2 separate regions of the Homo sapiens genome follow, and region 1 is linked to region 2. A link is a contact called in ENCODE Hi-C or POLR2A ChIA-PET data. All regions are on one chromosome and are shown on one strand. The core of a region is the stretch at or near the end of the contact, and the rest is flanking DNA. Distances in the headings are between cores, read along the strand shown.

Region 1 (4,010 bases), core at 206-2,705, 36 kb after region 2:
CAGGACCAGCCTGGGCAACACAGTGAGACCAGGTGTCTTAATTTAAAAAAAAAATTAACGAGATGTGGTGGTGTGTACCCATAGTCCCAGCTACTCTGAAGGCTGAGTCTGTAGTGAGCTATGATCACGTCACTGCACTCAAGCCTGGGCAAGAGTGAGACTCTGTCTCTATTTTTATAAATAAACAAACAGAGCCTCCAAAATTGGTGATTTTAAATTAGCAGCTCTATCGCCACCACAGTTCTGTCATCTAATTATGAAGGACACATACAAATAATCTGTAAATGAAAATTAGCTAGTTTAAAAATTGAATCTCTAAGTAATACCAAAATAACAGACAAAATAAATCAGAAATCTCATATAATGCTTTTTCCAAATTCTAGAGCTGAGGGCAAGCCATAGGTGTTTTTTTTGTTTGTTTCTGTTTTTTTTTTTCCTGGCAAACATGCCATGTTTAATATACCTTTAAAGTTAATTCCCAAAGTGTGAACAAGTATCTGTAAATGAAAGTAAATAACTCAAACAAAAAATTTAAAGAATAAGCAAATTTATAAGCAGAATATGTAAATATTTAAGCAGAATATGCAGCATTACCTTCTAACTCTTCCAAAAGACAATGCTCTCAAAACATGTGTTTGGGAATATGGTTATTTATGCAGCACTCAGGAGGGCACACAGATAAAGGCCCCAAAGGGAAAAACACAGCTGAACCTAAGCCTGACCCAGCTGTATTCTGTACAGGCTGGGCTGCTGCTGGGTTCACTTTAGAGCAGGACTGAGAATGTTAGCTTCTACCCCCGGCAGGCAGACCCTTGGCTCTTACGGGAGAGTTGCTGTGATCCTTCCAAGGTCCAGGAAATAAGCAAGCACCCGAGGCATAGAGAAATTAAAATTTGTCTTGGGCCTAGAGACCATAGCCTGCCTGGGCCAACGGCTGTCTGCACACCTTGGGACACACTGCTCACTTCGCCTTCCTGGCCTTTCCTTCTGTCCTCTGCAGAACCAAACTCAACGTCAGGCCGTGGTTTCTGCTCATCAAAGAATGACTGCTGCGTGATCACTAACGTGCCACCACCTGCACTTCAGTGTCTCAAGGTCTCCCCTGCCGCTGACATTTGGAACAGGCTGGTCAGGATACTGAGGATGCTGGACTCTCCTTCGCAGTGGTCTTTGTATAAACCCAAGGGGAATGGGAATTTGGAGACAAAGGAAGCCATCCTGGAGCGGCCAAATAAAGCCTTTAATCTTTAAGGACGGGGAGGTTCTTATTTCAAGACCTAAAGCAAATTCCTAAGTGAATAAACAAATGGGTAGGAATTTATAGCCTCAATAAATCAACTAAGTTGAATGTAGCACTAGATCATATTTGGCAGTAAAGCAAAAACCAAAAACCAGAATCTGGCCTGAAGGGCTGTTCCCACCTGTGGTGCCAGTTCACAGGTGTAGCGGCAGAAGACGGACACAGGGTGCACACTGTCCTGGAGGCAGGAAACAGGCAGGCAGGAAGGTCTGGGGAGAACTGGGGGGCAGGGAGGCAGGGAGGGGGTCACCCCACTGACCCCAGCTCTGGTGACAGAATACGTTCTACATTTTTATGGCCCAGTTTTTAAACATTCTGGTTTTTCAGCATCGATTGCCACTGTTTGCTATTCATGCCTCATAGTCTAAAAGGCTGTACATAAGCCACGTGTTACAGATGAAAAGCTGAGGCTTGTGTACAAGATGCACTGTCCATTGGAACTGGACACAGCCCATCTTTCCTGATGGCCATGATGAGGACCCTTTTGGTTCCCCATTTACACAACCACAGGATCCCAAATGGATGGTGAAAGACAGTGACACCAAAAGAAATCTGACAAGCCAAACTATTAAGTGCAATAAAATCCTAAGATAGAATTGTTATAATTAGAAAAAAAAATTACTATTTTAGAAAAAAAAAATTAACTTGTCTGGTTTCCTCAGCTTTTGACTGTCGTATTTTCTTAGAATGACAGTGTTTGGCCTCCCTCCAGCAGTTCAGAATTAGAAACCTACCCCAATCACATCTATCCCTTCTTTTACCTGACTTTGCTTTCTCTTTCCTATCTCTTTCTTCTCTTTCTGTACTTTCTGAACAGATACTCAAGCATAATTAGACTACTTTGAAGAACAAAGACATTATTTCCTAAGAGGTCTGAGCTGTCAATGATTTTGTATTTGGATCAGGAAACAGGAAAAGTAAAGGTACAATCACTCCAGAGGGCCCCCACTCTCAAATAATGCAGCACATTCCTGCTAAGCTACAGTGGGGTGTTCTGGGCACCACTGGATTCACTGGTGCCACATCATGCATGTACACAACTGATGTTTTCCATCCTGACGACCTGCAGGCTGGACGACACTTAATGCAGCCCCTCCAGACTACAAGAAGAGCACTTCCATTCCCTGCTGCTGCCTATCAAAGAGAAATATGCAGAAAACAAAGATTTTAAAAAACAGACCCTGTCCCCAGTTTTAAGGGCAATATAGAAAAAAAAAGCTGAGCTCATCATGCTTAAGAAGAAATGCTGTGTCCCTGAACTCAATCTAGAAAGCTTTCTGTTGCCACTTCCCCCTTTTTGTTTTTACCATTTCCTGCTAAAAGAGTAAAACATTTTCTTTGGGAAATTTAAAGGGTTTTTTTGTTGTTTTGTACTTTGATTTCCCATACTGCATTTGACAAAGTATAAACGGTTTTTTTTTTGTTGTTTGTTTGTTTTTGAGACAGTCTTGCTCTGTCACCAGGCTGGAGTGCAGTGGCACGATCCCAGCTCACTGCAACCTCCGCCTCCCGGGTTCAAGCCATTCTCCTACCTCAGCCTCCCGAGTAGCTGGGATTACAGGCACCCACCACCATGCCCAGGTAATTTTTGTATTTTTAGTAGAGACGGGGTTTCACCATGTTGGCCAGGATGGTCTCAATCTCCTGATCTCGTGATCCACCGGCCTCAGCCTCCCAAAGTGCTGGGATTACAGGCGTGAGCCACTGCGCCCAGCCCATAAAGGGTATTTTTAAGAAAAAAAAGTTTCACTGCATGCCACCAAATAAAAGTTGTCATTTATATTTCAGGAGGCTGACTTCCTTTTGCATGCTTTGAGCTGTGAAACTGGGCCAATAATAGGAGGTACTGATGGACAGACACAGAGTCCTTTCCTGAGAGAACAAAAGCCATTCTAACAACCAGGGGAGCCCACAAGATCATCTGTGTTGATGAAGCCTGTTTCTATTGATGCAGTTTCTGCGCTTGGTGGTGATGAAGAAGGGCATACCCTGAGTGTACTATGTAAAGCCTTCCCATCAAACAGCATCTGTAAAACTGCAAGGGAAAAAACACATCCAGGGTCAGACATTTATGGTAGCTCCTCTAGGTCTCCACTCTTGCACCTGAGACTGCGGAGGTTTTGCTTCCCACGGGGGCACAGGGCTCCTTAGGTTGCCACATATCAATAAACACTCAGTGCCTGCAAGAGGCTTTTCTATCAGCTCAGCCAGGCAGATGGCCACCTGTCTGCTTTCAGAGGTGGCAGATGGCTTTCCCAGGCGCTGCTCTTGCACACTTTCCTTGCAGGGTGCAGGTCCCTCTGTGGATATCCCTTAGATTACAGGACTGGGAGGTGTGGGCCTTCAGGGCCTTGCTGAACAGCAGCTGGGCAGGGAGTGTGGCAGAGGTGCCAGCGTTCCCTCTGCCAGTTTGACAGTGATTTCCTTTTCCTCCTACTGTCCAGGGTAACTGTTTGAACAACCTGCCCTGGTTCCTTTGACGGGGGAGGAAGAGAGGGCTGGGCCCTCAGTCTGAGGACTTTAAAAGCCCTGCGGAGCACCAGGAGCACTGTGGCAGAGTGGCAGGTGGCAGAGTGGTAGGAGAGGGGTCTCCAGAGCCTCTGACTGTGATGGAATCTGCCCTAATGGGCTGCTGTGCATATGAATGAGGCAGGAAGGGAAATGCTTAGCGAGGCAGGCATCTCGAATGAGGACTGGGCAGTGAGCAGCA
Region 2 (4,103 bases), core at 967-3,466:
TTAGTAGAGACGGGGTTTCACCATCCTGGCCGGCTGGTCTTGAACTCCTGACCTTGTGATCCACCCATCTTGGCCTCCCAAAGTGCTGGGATTACAGGCGTGAGCCACCACACCCAGCCGTCTCTTTTCATTTTATACACAAGTAACGTAACATTGAAAAACAATTTCCAGTGCTGCTTATGTAGTCTGCCAATATCTGCACTTGGTCTACAAAGCCCATACATTCTGATGTTGGGGCCCAGGCCTAGAAGCAGTGTGATGGGCAGTCACAGCAGAGGCAGCCAAGGCCCTACCTTCCAGCACGCCCATCCAAAGGCAGTGTTAAAAAGCTCAACACGCCTGTCATCCCAACACTTTGGGAGGCCAAGGTGGGAGGCCCAGGAGTTCGAGACCAGCCTGAGCAACATAGGGAGACCTCATTTCTACAAAAAAACAAACAAAAATTAGCTGGGCGTGGTGGCGGCATGCACCTGCAGTCTCAGGAGGCTGAAGCAGGAGGATAGTTTGAGCCCAGGAGGTCGACGCTGCAGTGCGCTGTGACTGTACCACTGCACTCCAGCCTGGGCAACAGAGGAGGAGGACCCTGTCTCACACACACAAACAGCCCAGCAATAGTTAACTCTCAAGCTGTGAGTCTGGTGACTCCCTTCACTTCCTGCCCTGGAAAGAACAGCCCAGGGAACAGGTGTGGGTGCTGCCTGCACTCACCTTGTAAAGCTCCACGCGGTGGTCGCCTCCTCTGGAGAAGAAAACAGGACATGGTGTGAGCACATCTTCTCAGAGTTGGGCCCCAGGTCAACTTGTCCTCCATACCCCAAACCAGGGGGAGGCCAATGAAAGAGGGCAGAACCTCTTCCTTGGGTCCCCCTAAGTAGCCCCACACTCGCCTCTGGCAGTGCTGTGCCAAGGGGGAGATGGTCTTAGCACTTTGGGGGAGATTTCTTAATGACTGCTTTTATTTTTCAGTAGGTAATGCACACCTACAGCCCCAAACTAGAAAGACACTAAAGGAAACACAGCAAGGCCTCATCCACCACACCCCAGACCCTCCCAGCTTCCCTGTGCCAAGGACACCCTGTGTAGACAGAGGCTGTGCTCCAACAGGACCCGTATGGGCGACTTCTGCCCTCACTTCTTGCTCCGCACGTCTCAGCCGACCTTCAGAACTCTGCTTAGCCACACCACCCTGGCCTCTCATGGTCATCTTGACTGTTTCCCACCTGGCACTAACTTCTGTTTGCTGCTGTGGCCACCCTGCCTTACAGCCCTTCACATGTGTGTGCTCTGCACATGGGATATGCTCCTAGAATCTCCCCAGGGAGGCCCTGAAGTGCCGGAACGGCTGCCTCCCGCCCCTCACAGCCAACTACAGCTTCACCGTGCATGTCGCTACTGAGACTAAGTGGGCTCGGCACACACCCTCCCATTTGTACTTCCTTGTCTGAGGCCTGTCTAGGCTCCCTTCCCTCTTTCTTTCCAGTTGTTGGCCAGCTGTTAACCTGGACCGACCCCACAGCAGGGACATGGGCCACCTGGGAGGAGGGCGGGTCCACACTCTCCACACTCCCTAGCCGTGCTCCTCCTTCCTCAGGAGCGGTCTCAACATTTCAGGTATGGGGGCGGGAGTGTTGCTGGTTGGACACCAGGATGAGATGGAGGAGGAAGCCAATAAAGTACAGAAACAAAAATATAAAGGGTCAGGTGCGGTGGTTCACACCTGTAATCCCAGCACTTTGGGAGGCCGAGGTGAGCAGATCACTTGAGCTCAGGAGTTTGAGACCAGCCTGGTCAAATGGTGAAACCCGTCTCTACTAAAAATACAAAAATTAGCTGGCCATGGTGGTGGGTGACTGTAATCCCAGCTACTCGGGAGACCGAGGCAGGAGAGTCACTTGAACTCAGGAGGCTGAGGTTGCAGTGAGTCAGGATTGTGCCACTGCACTCCAGCCTGGGCAACAGAGTGAGACTCTGTCTCAAAAATTAAAATAAAAAATAAAGGAATGAGTTTCAAGGCAAGGAGGAAACACTGCAAAATATTTTCAGTTATCATTGTAAGAGTTCACAGTGGCTCTAAGTTTCTAAAATTTCCTACATTAAGCAAAAAAGGAACAGTTGCTGGGAATCCAGGGGGTCTGGACCTCAGGGGGACCCGGGTGGTGGATCCCGCAGACCAGCGAAACCCCAGTGGGATGCACAGGACAAAGAAAGCAGGCAACGTGGGGGTGGCGAGGACTGCAGCCAGGCAGTCTCTGCAGGATTGGGAGGGGGCAGCAAACACTGAAAGTCACGGCATCCCTTTCTAACCTAAAGTTATAGGCAGGATCTTTTTTTTTTTTTTTTAACCATGTGATGGGCACTGCAGAACTGAACCTTATTCACAGCCAACCACAGTTCTGTCATTTATAAAAAGATGCTGCAAGAGCTGTTTGTAGCCACTTGCTCTTTGAAAAGCAGAAGAGAAACCCTCTGCAGCTTGTCCCAGACAAAGAAGAAAGGAAACTGTGCAGCACATGCATGATTCTGTAGCTAGACACGCCATCCCTGACACAGAAACCGCTTCACGGGCCATGCCGCCAGGCTCTTTCAGCAATGCTCTCTGCAGGGTTCCACCATGCAGACCCCACCTAGGCCTGCTTTCCCTTCCAGAAGGGCCCAGCACAGCTCTCCTTGCTGGCTCTGCCTATAAAATGTTTGCCCCCAGCCCTGACATACCCTGGTGCCACACGGGACCTCGGCCCTGGCCCCGCAGCAGCCCTGTCTCCGTGCTGGGTCTGCCTCTGTGCTGGCTCCTGGCTGCCTCTCTCACACACGAAGACCTTGGTGGTTTTCAAACAATGCTTTGTTCAGAAAATGTATCCCCTCCGCACCCACCCTGGGTTCTCCCACAGAGGCTCTTCTGAACAGCAATCACATGGTGTGGAAGGAGCACCCTTTTAAGGCAGGGAGGCCAACTCCAGGGCAGCCAGTGGAAAGGACAAGCCATTAGACCCACTCAGGAAAAGCATCTGAGATAAAACTGGGCAGGGCTGATTAACCAAAGAGTGCATGAACTTCAGCAACAGCCCGTTAGGGTGAGCAGAGAGCTCACACTGTAGGGTGGCCTGCAAAGACCCCAGCACCTGGTGCTTTCAGCCTCTCCCTCCTGCCCCTTCTCAGCACCTGCCACTTTTTTCCAGGAAGTGTGCCACCTCCTCCAGGGCTGCCCTGGCTCCGGCTTCACCTGTCTGCCACCTGGAGCTATCTTACAGGTAACAAAGATCTGCCTGCCACTTCAGGCAGCATGACAGATATAGAGAAAACAAGCTGCCAGTGAGCTGAAGCCGCCCATTCCCAAGAGCGCGAGGCACCCACAGCCAAGTGCCACTATGACCCCTCCTCGGAGGGACCCCAAAGCCCTCACTCTCCAAGAAACCCTGCTCCCCAAATCACATACCAGCAGATGCTGTGACCTTTGAGATTACAACAAGGAGAAAAAAACATGCCCCTCTGGCTGGGGAGCTCAGCTCCTGACTGAGACTCAGCCTCCTTCATCCCAATCCAGGCTGCAGCTCCAGATAGGGGACGGTCTGCACACAGCTTCCCACACTTGGTCCCCACGGAACACAGCCGTGCTGGCCTCAGCCTGTGGGAACCCTGCTTCATGTAAACGTCACCTAAACTCCGCCTTCCCTCAACCCCTTCAGAACTCTGCCTTTCCCTTCGTTCTTGGGAGGCTCTCCCTCATTGCAGTGGGTCAGTACACCCAATTTTGTGGGACCGCAGGTTGCTCCTGCTGGTTTCCGGCAGACCGGGCCAGGACATTCCCACCCCAAAAAGGAGCCATGCTCCACAGCAAAGATGATGGGCTCCTCTCCCTCACCTGGTACCTGCGTTCCCATGCAGGTACAGAATGATAGGGTGGCTGGAAGCCAAGGCATCCTCATACCACATCTGGTCTTTGCCTTGGGCGTTCTTCCACCAGACTGCAGGGACGGTGTGCCTGCAGACAGAAGCAGAGGGGAGCGCAGGATCAGATGTCCCTTCTGTCCTCATCCTGGCGACTGCACGTGGTGTTACTTAATCAGCTCAAGTCCAGACAGCAGGGAGCTGCAGACCCCATCTAA

What was found. A loop is a pair of places that touch in the nucleus more often than their neighbours do. ChIA-PET counts read pairs that join two places held with the same protein, here RNA polymerase II (POLR2A). Pooled maps may share reads with other maps.
Region 1: a map of dorsolateral prefrontal cortex shows a loop between it and region 2 (3-fold over the local background). The contact joins two enhancer-like sites. A Hi-C loop is called at or near these places in 6 of 168 maps with a recorded cell type or tissue (IMR-90, PC-3, dorsolateral prefrontal cortex and 3 more), 4 of 37 single-sample maps with no recorded cell type and 6 of 50 pooled maps. POLR2A ChIA-PET finds 5 or more read pairs at or near these places in 7 of 52 experiments (B cell, CD4-positive, alpha-beta T cell, HEK293 and 4 more).

Annotation. Positions count from the first base shown.
Region 1 is chr20:25,352,841-25,356,850 of GRCh38, forward strand. All of the region lies in intron 1 of ABHD12 (abhydrolase domain containing 12, lysophospholipase), which reads right to left. Among named protein-coding and RNA genes, the nearest start is that of ABHD12, 36 kb to the right of the region's middle. RefSeq lists an enhancer at 3,655-4,010. Within about 2 kb of position 1,456, at least 3 of the 41 ENCODE cell types and tissues checked have a DNase peak (open chromatin) inside an H3K27ac peak, as active enhancers do.
Region 2 is chr20:25,316,340-25,320,442 of GRCh38, forward strand. ABHD12 (abhydrolase domain containing 12, lysophospholipase) reads right to left here. Exons shown (of 13, transcript NM_001042472.3): 4 at 3,860-3,979; 5 at 709-739. Among named protein-coding and RNA genes, the nearest start is that of PYGB, 70 kb to the left of the region's middle. RefSeq lists enhancers at 638-1,247, 2,361-2,420, 2,451-2,690 and a silencer at 3,041-3,120. Within about 2 kb of position 2,217, at least 7 of the 41 ENCODE cell types and tissues checked have a DNase peak (open chromatin) inside an H3K27ac peak, as active enhancers do.